Regions from separate parts of the Homo sapiens genome. Here regions 1, 2 and 4 are each linked to region 3. A link is a contact called in ENCODE Hi-C or POLR2A ChIA-PET data. All regions are on one chromosome and are shown on one strand. Each heading gives the region's core, a stretch centred on a gene start or an enhancer-like site at or near the end of the contact. The rest is flanking DNA. Distances are from core to core; before and after follow the strand shown. Region 1 holds the start of ZNF724 (zinc finger protein 724). Region 2 holds the start of ZNF66 (zinc finger protein 66). Region 3 holds the start of ZNF43 (zinc finger protein 43). Region 4 holds the start of ZNF626 (zinc finger protein 626).

The links. Hi-C counts contacts between places; a loop is a spot of excess contacts on that map. ChIA-PET counts read pairs that join two places held with the same protein, here RNA polymerase II (POLR2A). Pooled maps may share reads with other maps.
Region 1: a map of naive thymus-derived CD4-positive, alpha-beta T cell shows a loop between it and region 3 (14-fold over the local background). The contact joins the promoter of ZNF724 here to the promoter of ZNF43 in region 3. A Hi-C loop is called at or near these places in 1 of 168 maps with a recorded cell type or tissue (naive thymus-derived CD4-positive, alpha-beta T cell), 1 of 37 single-sample maps with no recorded cell type and 14 of 50 pooled maps. POLR2A ChIA-PET finds 5 or more read pairs at or near these places in 5 of 52 experiments (CD4-positive, alpha-beta T cell, activated B cell, activated CD4-positive, alpha-beta T cell and 2 more).
Region 2: a map of CD4-positive, alpha-beta T cell shows a loop between it and region 3 (4-fold over the local background). The contact joins the promoter of ZNF66 here to the promoter of ZNF43 in region 3. A Hi-C loop is called at or near these places in 3 of 168 maps with a recorded cell type or tissue (CD4-positive, alpha-beta T cell and naive thymus-derived CD4-positive, alpha-beta T cell), 4 of 37 single-sample maps with no recorded cell type and 10 of 50 pooled maps. POLR2A ChIA-PET finds 5 or more read pairs at or near these places in 7 of 52 experiments (CD4-positive, alpha-beta T cell, CD8-positive, alpha-beta T cell, activated B cell and 4 more).
Region 4: a map of CD4-positive, alpha-beta T cell shows a loop between it and region 3 (4-fold over the local background). The contact joins the promoter of ZNF626 here to the promoter of ZNF43 in region 3. A Hi-C loop is called at or near these places in 2 of 168 maps with a recorded cell type or tissue (CD4-positive, alpha-beta T cell and naive thymus-derived CD4-positive, alpha-beta T cell) and 9 of 50 pooled maps. POLR2A ChIA-PET finds 5 or more read pairs at or near these places in 5 of 52 experiments (CD4-positive, alpha-beta T cell, WTC11, activated B cell and 2 more).

The regions. Positions count from the first base shown.
Region 1 is chr19:23,249,046-23,251,745 of GRCh38, reverse strand. It overlaps ZNF724 (zinc finger protein 724), which reads left to right and starts at 1,352. Exons shown (of 4, transcript NM_001355404.2): 1 at 1,352-1,506. The coding sequence starts at 1,504. RefSeq lists a silencer at 1,252-1,311 and an enhancer at 1,442-1,731.
Region 2 is chr19:20,774,886-20,777,767 of GRCh38, reverse strand. ZNF66 (zinc finger protein 66) reads right to left here and starts at 1,464. Exons shown (of 4, transcript NM_001355197.2): 1 at 1,318-1,464. The coding sequence starts at 1,320.
Region 3 is chr19:21,834,845-21,837,691 of GRCh38, reverse strand. ZNF43 (zinc finger protein 43) reads left to right here and starts at 1,510. Exons shown (of 4, transcript NM_003423.4): 1 at 1,510-1,656. The coding sequence starts at 1,654. RefSeq lists enhancers at 473-1,445, 1,557-1,716, 1,737-1,786, 1,827-1,916, 1,446-2,419.
Region 4 is chr19:20,660,164-20,662,884 of GRCh38, reverse strand. ZNF626 (zinc finger protein 626) reads left to right here and starts at 1,314. Exons shown (of 4, transcript NM_001076675.3): 1 at 1,314-1,441. The coding sequence starts at 1,439. RefSeq lists a silencer at 1,120-1,189.

The DNA.
Region 1 (2,700 bases), core at 103-2,602, 1.4 Mb before region 3:
TGGGTCACGTCTGTAATTCCAGCACTTTGGGAGGTGGGAGCCGGCAGATCACCGGAAGTCGGGAGTTCAAGACCAGCCTGACCAACATGGAGAAACCCTGTCTCTAATAAAAATACAAAAGATTAGCTGGGTGTGGTGGCACGTGCCTGTAATCCCAGCTACTTGGGAGGCTGAGGTAGGAGAATTGCTTGGACCTGGGAGGTGGAGGTTGTGGTGAGCCGCGATCCTGCCATTGCACTTCACTGCACTCCAGCCTGGGCAATAAGAGTGAAAGTCTGTCTCAAAAAAGACTGGACAGATATGAAGACATAGAGTTTACTTCTCCTGTCACCCCATCACTTGTTGTTCACTGTTTAATCTGGAAGGAAGGTGGTCAACAGGTGGCCAGCAGTGGTCTATGTGTGGTTATTTTATTCTTGCTGCCTTCTGCTCTTTTATGGCCACTATCTGTTCCACCCTGGGAACTGAAGAGATGTTGGTAGGAAGAGGCTTTCCCCCACCTCTGATGTCCAGGCCCTTCACTCAGCTGACATCGCAGCTGCACTTCAATATGGCAGCTATTGGCCACGTGTGGCTCCTGGGTGCCTGGAATGTCGCTGGTCTAAACTGCGATGTGCTGGAATGGTAAAATACAGAGTGAGTTTCAAAGATTTAGTGATATATATATATATATATATATATATATATATATATATGTATATATATATACACACACACATATATATACATATATACACACATACATATATACATATATACACACATATATACATATATACATACATATACATGTATATACATATATAATTATTGCTCACATATTAAACTGATAATATTTTGGATATATTGGGTAAGTTAAATTGTTACAATCAACTCCACCTTTTTCTTGTTTCTTTTTAAAGTTGGCTACTAGAAAATTCAAAATTCACATGTGGCTTATATTTTATTTCAGAGGATTGCCTTTTTAAAAAAGTCTCAGGCTGCTTGCTCAAATGCCAGAAGCCAGGAAGATCATAAAAACTGAAATTTTAAAATTATTGTTATTATATATTTTTCATTTGTGAATAGCCGTATAGTATGTTATTTATAAATACATGAAACCTCATACACGAGGTCAAATGCAAATACCCTCCGGGGTGGGCTAAGCTCAGGGAGGAAGCCCTGCCTGAAAACGCTGCAGCTTAGGCTGTCACTCTTTCTTCATTCAGTCCAGCGTTTGGTCAGGTCTTCTGTCACTTAAGGCCTGAAGGGGCTGGGCCTTAGACGTTTTCCAATCAGGGACCCTGAGCTGGGGACCGTCCAATCAGGCACGCAACTGGAGCGGACAGGGCGGCTTCCGGGATTTGGCGGGGCCTTTGTCTCTCGCTGCAGCTGGAGCGCTTGGTCTCGTCTTCCCTGCTTTGTGTCCCCTGCTCTTAGAGGCCCAGCCTCTGTGGCCCTCTGACCTGCAAGCATTGGGAGATCCACAGCTAAGACGCCAGGGCCTCCCCTGGAAGCCTAGAAATGGTGAGAGTGGCGGCTCCGACATCCGGAGAGAGAGGGAGGGGCTGGTTGAAACCTGTGGGAAGTGGCTGTGGCGGACTCGGGCCTCCCCGCAGTCATCTCCACAAACTGCGCCCTGAGTTCTCCTTGCCCAGCTGGGCCTCAGTCCCCTTCAGCCATAAGATGGCGGCTTCGCTGACAGCCGGCCCCCGGGCGTCTTGTCTCTTCCCCGCCCAGTGACTGTGCCCTGACCTGGAGCCCTCTCTGGGCAGCTCTGCTCCCGCAGCGCAGCGTCTCTCCCAGATTGTGCAGGGACCAAGGGAGGGTAGTCAGGGGAGAATCCTGACTCGGGGAGCGGGTTCATGAATGGGAAGGGCTTTAGTCCGCTGCGTTTCCAGTTCATCTTTCCCCCTATTAAAAATTTATGGCAGGCCGGGCGCTTTGGTTCACGCCTGTAATCCCAGCACTTCGAGAGGCCGAGGCGGGCGGATCACCCGAGGCCAGGAGTTCGAGACCAGCCTGGCCAACATGGCGAAACCCCATCTCTACTAAAAATATAAAAATTAGTCTGGCACAGTGGCCTGCGCCTATAATGCTAGCACTTTGGGAGGCCGAGGTGGGCGGATTACGAGGTCAGGAGTTCGAGACCAGCCTGACCAACATGGTGAAACCCCCGTTTCTACTAGAAATACAAAAAATTAGCCGGGCGTGGTGGCGCGGTCCTGTAATCCCAGCTACTCAGGAGGCTGACGCAGAAAAATCGCTTGAACCCGGGAGGCGGAGGTTGCAGTGAGGCGAGCTGACGCCATTTGCTGTCCAGCTTGGGTGACAGAGCTTGACTCTGTCTCAAAAAAAAAAAGCCGGGCATAGTGGCGCATGCTTGTAATCCCAGCCACTCGGGAGGCTGAGGCGGGACAATCGCTTGAACCTGGGAGGAGGTTGCAGTGAGCCAAGATCGCGCCACTGCACTCCAGCCTGGGCGACAGAGTAAGAAGACTCTGTCTAGAAAAAAAAAAAAAAAAGGCAGTCTCTGCAAAAATATTAAATAATTTAATCAAAGAGTGGTTCAAAAATTTTAGAGCACCCCTATGGGTTGTAGTTTTTGGTTTATAAGAGGGGCTTGAAGGACTTTGATAAGGTGCATGATGCAAAAATCCCAAATTCAATAATTGGTTAGGTACAGTTATATTCTTTCTGTCTTCCTGTCTTTGTTTGTTT
Region 2 (2,882 bases), core at 215-2,714, 1.1 Mb after region 3:
TGTAGTCCCAACTACTGGAGAGGCTGAAGCAGGAGAATCGCTTGAACCCATGAGGTGGAGGTTGCAGTGAGCCAAGATCTGACACTGCACTCTAGCCTGGCGACAGAGCAAGACTCCGTCTCAAAAAATAATAATAATAATAATAATTAATTGAGGAACATGGGGGACACTTGAGGCCCTGCTTGGGACACATGTGAAAAATGCCAGGGAAAGTCAGTCCCCTGTGGGATGTGAAAATAATTAAGTGGCAGGCAATTAGACTGAAGAGGCTCTAGTCCCCGGATTTCTATTTCTAAAAAAAAAAAAAAAAAAAAATCTAAGCTCAAGTGCATTTTTTGGCAAATTACTACATTAGGGGAAACAAAATTCAGGCTTCAGCAACTATAAACTGCCAATTAAGCTCTAATTACATAACCAGGAAATTTCCACCTTGATTGTACAAATTAAGAAACTACATTACTAAACCTAACAAATTATTGAATTTGGTTTTCCTCATCATGCATTTTATAAATGTCTTTTCTTCAAGCCTCTCCCATGGACCACAAACTACAAACTATAGCTGGGTGCTCTACAATTCTTGAATCACTCTTTGATTAAATTGTTTGATATTTTTGCAGTGACTCCCATAATTTTTTTTTTTTTTTTTTTTTTTTAGACAAGAGTCTTGCTCTGTCGCCCAGGCTGGAGTGCAGTGGCAGGATTTCAGCTCACTGCAACCTCCGCCTCCCGGGTTCAAGCGATTCTCTCACTTCTGCCTCCCGAGAAGCTGGGACTACAGACATTCGCCAACATATCCACCTAATTTTTGTATTTTTAGTAGACAAGGGGTTTCCCCATTTTGGTCAGTCTGGTCTTCAACTCCTGACCTCAAGTGATCCGCCCGCCTCGGCCTCCCAACGTGCGGGGATTACAGGCTTGAACGACCGCGCCCGGCCCCATACAATTTTAATAGCAGAAAAGAGAAACTGTGAACCCCACAGACCAAAGCTCTTCCCATTCATGAACCCGCACCGCGAGTCAGCATTCTCCCCTGAAGACCCTCCGGTGGTCCCTGCACAATCTGGGAGAGACACGGCACTGCGGGTGCAGAGCTGCCCACAGAGCGCTCCAGGCCAGGGGCACAGTCACTGCGCGGGGAAGCGACAGGACGCCCGGGGGCCAGGCTGTCAGCGTAGCCGCCATCTTATGGCTGAATGGGACTGAGGCAGAGCTGGGTAAGGAGAATTCGGGGTGCAGATTGTGGAGCTGACTGAGGGGAGGCCTGAGTCCCGCCACAGACACTTCACCTCTCTCGGGATGCTGGACCGGCACTCTCACCATTTCTAGGCTTCCAGGGGGTCCTGGCGTCTTAGCTGTGGATCTCCCAATACCTGCAGGACACAGGGCCACAGAGGCTGGGCCTCTAGGAGAAGAAGACAGAGAGCAGTGAACAGACGACCTGGAGCTCCAGCTGCAGGGAGAGACAAAGACCCCGCCAAATCCGGAAGCCGTCCTGTTCATTCCAGCTGCGTGCCTGATTGGACGGTTTCCAGCCCAGCGCCTCTGATTGGCTAATGCTTAAGGTCCCGCCCCCTCAGACACTGAGTGACAGAAGATGTGATCAGCTGCTGGGCGGAGTGAAGAAAAGAGTGACAGCCTAAGCTGCAGCCTTTTCAGGCAGGGCTTCCTCCCAGAGCTGAGCCTGGTCCATGCCAGAGCATGGGAACATTTTATCTCTTTTTTACTCTCTGTCTTGTTGAATGTATTCAAAGGTGAACAGAAGTATTTTGCTGTCATATTAATAATACATAAAATTTTTGTTCAAGAGAAAATCAGCTTTTACTTTGGTAATAGTGTATTAACGATTAAAGCTAATTTTAATAAAACCTTATAAATAAATCAAATTTGTCATTTTTGACCACTCCAGATTTACATATATATTTTGTAATCCCTGTAATTTTTTTATCTATTTATATTTTATTTTTATCCACATTCTTCTTATTTTTTCAACTTGAAACAACCTTTAAGTAATTTCAAACTGCTATAAGAGATAGAAATAATTTAGGGTCAGGCACAGGTAGCTCATGCCAGTAATCCCAACACTTTGGGAGGCCAAGGTGGGTGGATCACTTGAGGTCAGGAGTTCAAGACTAGCCTGGCCAACATGGTGAAACCCCATCTCTACTCACAATGTAAAAAATTAGCTGGGTATGGTGGTGCACATCTGTGGTCCCAGCTACTCCGGAGGCTGAGGCAGGAGAATCACTTGAACCCAGGAGGTGGAGGTTATGTAACAGCCCAAGGGGTTCATTTTGCCCTTTGCCTAGACAGAGCCAATTCATGAAGACAGGAGAATTTATGGAGGAAAAGTTAAATGTTAAATTTGAACTCAATTGAACGTGGACACAATGGTCACCAAGTCCCAGAACAGGTCCTGGTTGTGAGCCCCTGAGGTGTTCATCCAGAGCTGTATCAAAGAAATGTCTATTTCATTCTATTACTATACATTAGTTGTTGAAAAACAATAGACAATCACAAAAACAACTTGACCCTTTTGTGTTCCGTGAGGCAAGTCCCAAATGGCCCTCCTCACTGGGCCTTATGCCAAACAACTCGTTACAAAAGAGCTAGGGTCCCAGACCACCCTGAAGCTTCATGAGACTCCTTGTCTGTGCATGAATGGGTGGCCGACTCTGGAGCCTGGGCTGTTTCTTCCTACTCAGTTGGTAATCCTCCATAGTCTAGTGAGGGTAAATATATATATATATCTTTTCCCATCTCCTCTTCTTACTGCAATTTGCTTATTATATCAATCTGTGTATTATATTTATTTGCTTATTATATCATTTGCTTATTATATCATTAGTTTATTCTGTCTGCATTGATATTGATGTGGGTTAAAG
Region 3 (2,847 bases), core at 261-2,760:
CCCTGTCTCTACTAAAAATACAAAAAATTAGCTGGTATTCATAGAAAATATAATTTTTAATTATCGAGTAATCTGAATAAATGAATATATCATAAAAAAATTAGCTGGGCATGGGGTCATGCACCTGTATCCCCAGCTACTTGGTAGGCTGAGTCAGGAGAATCGCTTGAACCTGGGAGGCGGAGGTTGCAGTGAGCCGAGATTGTGCCACTGCACTCCAGCCTGGTCGACAGAGCAAGACTCCGTCTCAAAAAAAAAAAAAAAAAAAAAAAAAAAGTAAGTGTAGGCAAATGTAGATGCAAATACACATCTGTTTACACAAATTCCTACTTTCAAAATCACAGAGAATGGTCACTTTTTAGCCTTTTTATGAATAAAATCCTGGATTCCATTTATTATTCCATTAGAACTTCTGTACCTATTTTGAAATTTGAGATTAAATTGTCTTTTGCTGAGTTTGCCCAGTTTATATTTCAAGTAATACTATATCATGGGAACACATTAGAGATTTTCTATATTTTTATGTTTTACATCAGTTTCTAAAACCTGGAAATTATCTTGTTTTGAATTTCTTATGAAAATGGAATACTATCCACTAAGAATATTCCATTAGCATACTGCAACTTAAAGTCAGGAGATCTAAACTTTTTCTGGTAACATTACCTATATTTAGTTTTTTAAAAAATGTTCTCTTTTTGTATATGCTTTTTAATTTGCTTTTAAAACATGTGCATAACATTTCCTTGAATTCTATTAATGGACCTCAATGCTTTAAAAAAATTTTTTGATAAAATAATTCAGTCTGAATGTGATGGTTCATGCCTATAATCCCAGTACTTTGGGAGGCTGACTTTGTAGGATTCATTGAGCCCAAGAGTTTGAGACCATTCTGGGCTATCTAGTGAGGCTTCATCTCTACAAATAAAAATATGATAACAAATTAGCTGAGCATGGGGCCACATGCCAGTGGTCCCAGCTACTCAGAAGGCTGAGACAGGTAAATTGCTCAAGCCTAGATTGCTGAGGCTGCAGTGAGCTGCAGTCATGACCCTGCACTCCAGCCTGGGTAACAGAGACTCCCTCTCAAGAATAAGAAAAACCCCACAGAGGATAAATAATAAAATATTCAATGTTTGTAATACTTCCTACTCAAAGGGCCAGAAGCCAGGAAGGTCATAAAAGCTGAAATTCAAAAACAATTGTTTTCATTTTTTAGTATCCATATAGTATATTACTTATAAGTGAAGATGACCTTATACACAAGGTTAAAGGCAAATACCCTCTGGGTTGGGCCTGCTCTGCTCAGGGAGGAAGCCCTGCCTGAAAAGGCGGCAGCCTAGGCTGTCATTCTTTCTTCTTTCAGCCCAGCGTCTGATCACATCTTTCATTCAGGGTTTGCGGGGGCAGGACCTTAGAAGTTATCCAATCAGGGACGCTGGGCTGGAAACCGTCCAATCAGGCACGGGGCAGGAGAGGACAGGGCGGCTTCCGGGATGTGGCGGGGCCTTTGTCTCTGGCTGCAGTTGGAGCTCTGCGTCTCGTCTTCGTTCTTCTGTGTCCTCTGCTGCTAGAGGTCCAGCCTCTGTGGCTCTGTGACCTGCGGGTATTGGGGGATCCACAGCTAAGACGCCAGGACCCCCCGGAAGCCTAGAAATGGTGAGAGTGCCGGTCCGACATCCCGAGAGGGGGAAGGGGCTGTGGCGTGACTCAGGCCTTCCCGCAGTCAGCTCCACAATCTGCGCGTGCCGGAGTTCTTGCCCAGCTCGGCCTCAATCCCCTTCAGCCATAAGATGGCGGCTGCTCTGGGAGGCAGCCCCGGGCGTCCTGTCTCTTCTCTGCGCAGTGACTGTGTCCCGGCCTGCAGCCCTCTGTGGGCAGCTCTGCAGCCGCAACGCGGCGTCTCTCCCAAATTGTGCAGGGGCCACAGGAGGGTCGTCAGGAGAGAATCCTGACTCGTGATGCAGTTTCATGAATAGGAAGAGCTTTGGTCCGTGGCATTTCTAGTCCCTCTTTTGGTCTATTAGAAACAGGAGAGTCGGCCGGGCGCGGTGGGTCACGCCTTTAATCCCAGCACTTTGGGAGGTCGAGGTGGGTGGATGACGAGGTGAGGAGTTCGAGAGCAGCCTGGCTAATATGGTGAACCCCGTCTATACTAAAAATACAAAAATTAGCTGGGCGTGGTGGCGCGCGCCTGTAATCGCAGCTACTAGGGAGGCTGAGACAGGAAAATCGCTTGAACCCAGGAGGCGGAGGATGCAGTGAGCCGAGATCGCGCCATTGCACTCCAGCCTGGGCCACAGAGTGAAACTCCCTCTGGAAAAAAAAAAAAAAAAAAACTAAACTAGATTTTCCTTTATTTCTGACATTCCCAAATGCCACCTTCTTCTCCGCAATTCACGTTATCAACTATTTTTTCTTTTTTTTCTTTTTTTTTTTTTTTTTGAGATGGACTTTCGCTTTTGCTGCCCAGGCTGGAGTGCAATGGTGCTATCTCGGCTCCCTGCAACCTCCGTCTCCCGGATTCAAGCGATTTTCTTGCCTCAGCCTCCTTAGTAGCTGGGATTACAGGTGCCTGCCACCACACCCAGCTAATTTTTTTTGTATTTTTAGTAAAGACGGGATTTCACTATATTGGCCAGGTGGTCTCGAACTCCTGAGCTCAGATGATCCACCCGCCTCAGCCTCCCAAAGTGCTAGGATTACAGCACTTAAAAATAGCCACCGAGCCGGGCTATTTTTTTTTTTTTTTTAGTGTACATTTTAGATACAGAGATACGTTTTAGATAAAGATATTTTAGATATCTGTATATTTTTGATACAGATATTTTAATTATTTTTTGAAAAATC
Region 4 (2,721 bases), core at 65-2,564, 1.2 Mb after region 3:
GAGGCCCAGTTGCAACTGGGCTCTTTGCAACTGGGCTCAAGGAACACAAAAAAGTCAACTTGTTTTTTTTGCGATTGGCTATTGTTTTTCAATAACTAACGTATAGGAATAGATTAAAATAGAGATTTCTCCAAAACAATCTGTGCCCAGTTCTCTTTGCCCAGCTTGGCCTCAGTCCCATTCAGCCAGAAGATGGCAGCTGCGCTGACAGCCAGGCCCCCAGAAGTCCTGCCTCTTCACTGCGCTGTGACTGTGCCCTGGCCTGGAGCCCACTTTGGGCAGCTCTGCACCTGCAGCATGGCGTCTCTCCCAGATTGTGCAGGGACCAGGGGAAGGTCGGCAGGTGAATGCCTCAAGGGGCTCACATAACCTGTTCCAGGACTTGGTGACCATTGTTTGTGTCCATGTTCAACTGAGTTCAAATTTAATATTTAACTTTTCCTCCACAAATTCCCCTGTCTTGATGAATCATCTCTGTCTAGGCAAGATGAAGCCCTTAGGCCGTTACACAACCTCCGCCTCCTGGGTTCAAGCGATTCCCCTGCTTCAGCCGCCGTAGCACCTGGGACTACAGGTGTGTACCACCACACCTGGCTAATTTTTTGTGTTTTTACTAGAGATGAGATTCAACATGTTGGCCAGGCTGGTCTTGAACTCCTGACCTGAAGTGATCCACCCACTTTGGCCTCCCAAAGTGCTTGGATTACAAGCGTGCACCAGCGGACTGGCCCTAAATGATTTCTTTGTCTCTTGTAACAGTTTGAAATTACTTAAAGGTTGTTTCAAATTGAAAAAATAAAAAGAATGTAGATAAAAATAAAATATAAAAAGTTAAAAAATTACATTAGATTACAAAATATGTATGTAAATCTCGAGAGGTCAAAAATGACAAATTTGATTTTTTATAAGGTTTTATCAAAATTACCTTTAGTATTGATAATACATTATTGCCAAAGTAAAAGTTGATTTTCTCTTGAACAAAAATTTTATGTATTATTAATATGAGAGCAAAATACTTCTGTTCACCTTTTGAATACATTCAAAAAGAGAGAGAGTAAAGAAAAGATAGAATTCTCCCATGCTCTGGGGTGGGCCTGGCTCAGCTCAGGAAGGAAGCCCTGCCTGAAAAGGCTGCAGCTTAGGCTGTCACTCTTTCTTCACTCAGCTCAGCGTCTGATCACATCTACTGTCACTCAGGGCCTCAGGGGGCGGGGCCTTAAGCATTATCCAATCAGGGATGGTGGGCTGGAAACCATCCAATCAGGAACGCAGCTGGAGCGAAGAGGACGGTTTCCGGGTTTGGTGCGGCCTTTGTCTCTCGCTGCAGTCAGAGCTCCAGGTCTGGTTCTTCTCCTAAAGGCCCAGGCTGTGTGGCCCCGTGTCCTGCAGGTATTGGGAGATCCACAGCTAAGACACCGGGACCTCCTGGAAGCCAAAAATGGTGAGAGTGAGGGTCCGACATCCCGAGAGAGGAGAGGGACTGGTTGGAACCGGTGAAAAGTGGCTGTGGCGGGACTCAGGCCTCCCCGCAGTCAGCTCCACAGTCTGCTCCCCCAGTTCTCCTTGCTCAGCTCGGCCTCAGTCCTGTTCAGCCATAAAATGGCAGCTGCGCTGACAGCCGGCACCCGGGCGTCTTGTCTCTTCACTGCGCGGTGACTACCCTGGCCTGGAGCCCTCTCTGGGCAGCTCTGCACCCGCAGCGTGGCGTCTCTCCCAGATTGTGCAGGGACCAGGGGAGGGTGGGCAGGGGAGAATCCTGACTCGGGGTGCGGGTTCATGAATGGGAAGAGCTTTGTTCCTTTGGGTTTACAGTTTCTCTTTTCTCCTATTAAAAATGTATGGGGCCGGACGCTGTGGCTCACGCCTGTAATCCCAACGTTTTGGGAGGCCGAGGCGGGCGGATCACTTGAGGTAAAGAGGTGTTAGGACAACTAAGTTCCTTTTAAATGACTCAACTTTCTGGTCATAAGTTGTAAAAGTTGTAAATCAACCCTACCTCTTCTTCTACCCCCTTTTCCTTTTCTCGCAAATCGCGCATTTACTTTATTTGGAAAAAGTTTGGGTCTAAGCTTACCAGGATCAGCTTAGATTGTGCGGTCTGATCCCAGCCAATAGGGGATGGAAACAAAAACAGGAACTGCATTAGGGTTCAAAACCCCTTTCTTGCTGGGCGCGGTGGCTCAAGCCTGTAATCCCAGCACTTCGGAGGCCGAGGCAGGTGGATCACGTGGTCAGGAGTTCTAGACCAGCCTGGCCAACGTGGTGAAACCCGTCTCTACTAAAAATACGAAAACTATCGGCGTGTTGGCACGTGCCTGTAGTACCAGCCACTTGGGAGGCTGAGGCACGAGAATTGCTTGAACCCGGGAGGCGGAAGTTGCAGTGAGCTGAGATCCAATCATCGCGCTCCAGCCTGCGTGACAAAGCGAGACTCCGGCTCAAAAAAAAGAAAAAAAAAGTAAGCATCTTAAAAATTCCTTTATGTAAACATTGTGAGTAATTTCACTGGAGTTTCTAACACTTAGTTTCAAAAACCAAGTGAATAACTGATGTGGACATTAAAGCTTGAACCTAGTGACTCCAAGCTAAGGCTAATATTAAGCCTGCAACAGGGTATTTTTTTTTTTTTTTTTTTTTTTTTAGACACAGTGTCGCTTGTGGTGCCCAGGCTGGAATGTAATGGCGTGATCTCGGCTTACTGGGTTCAAGCGATTCTCCTAC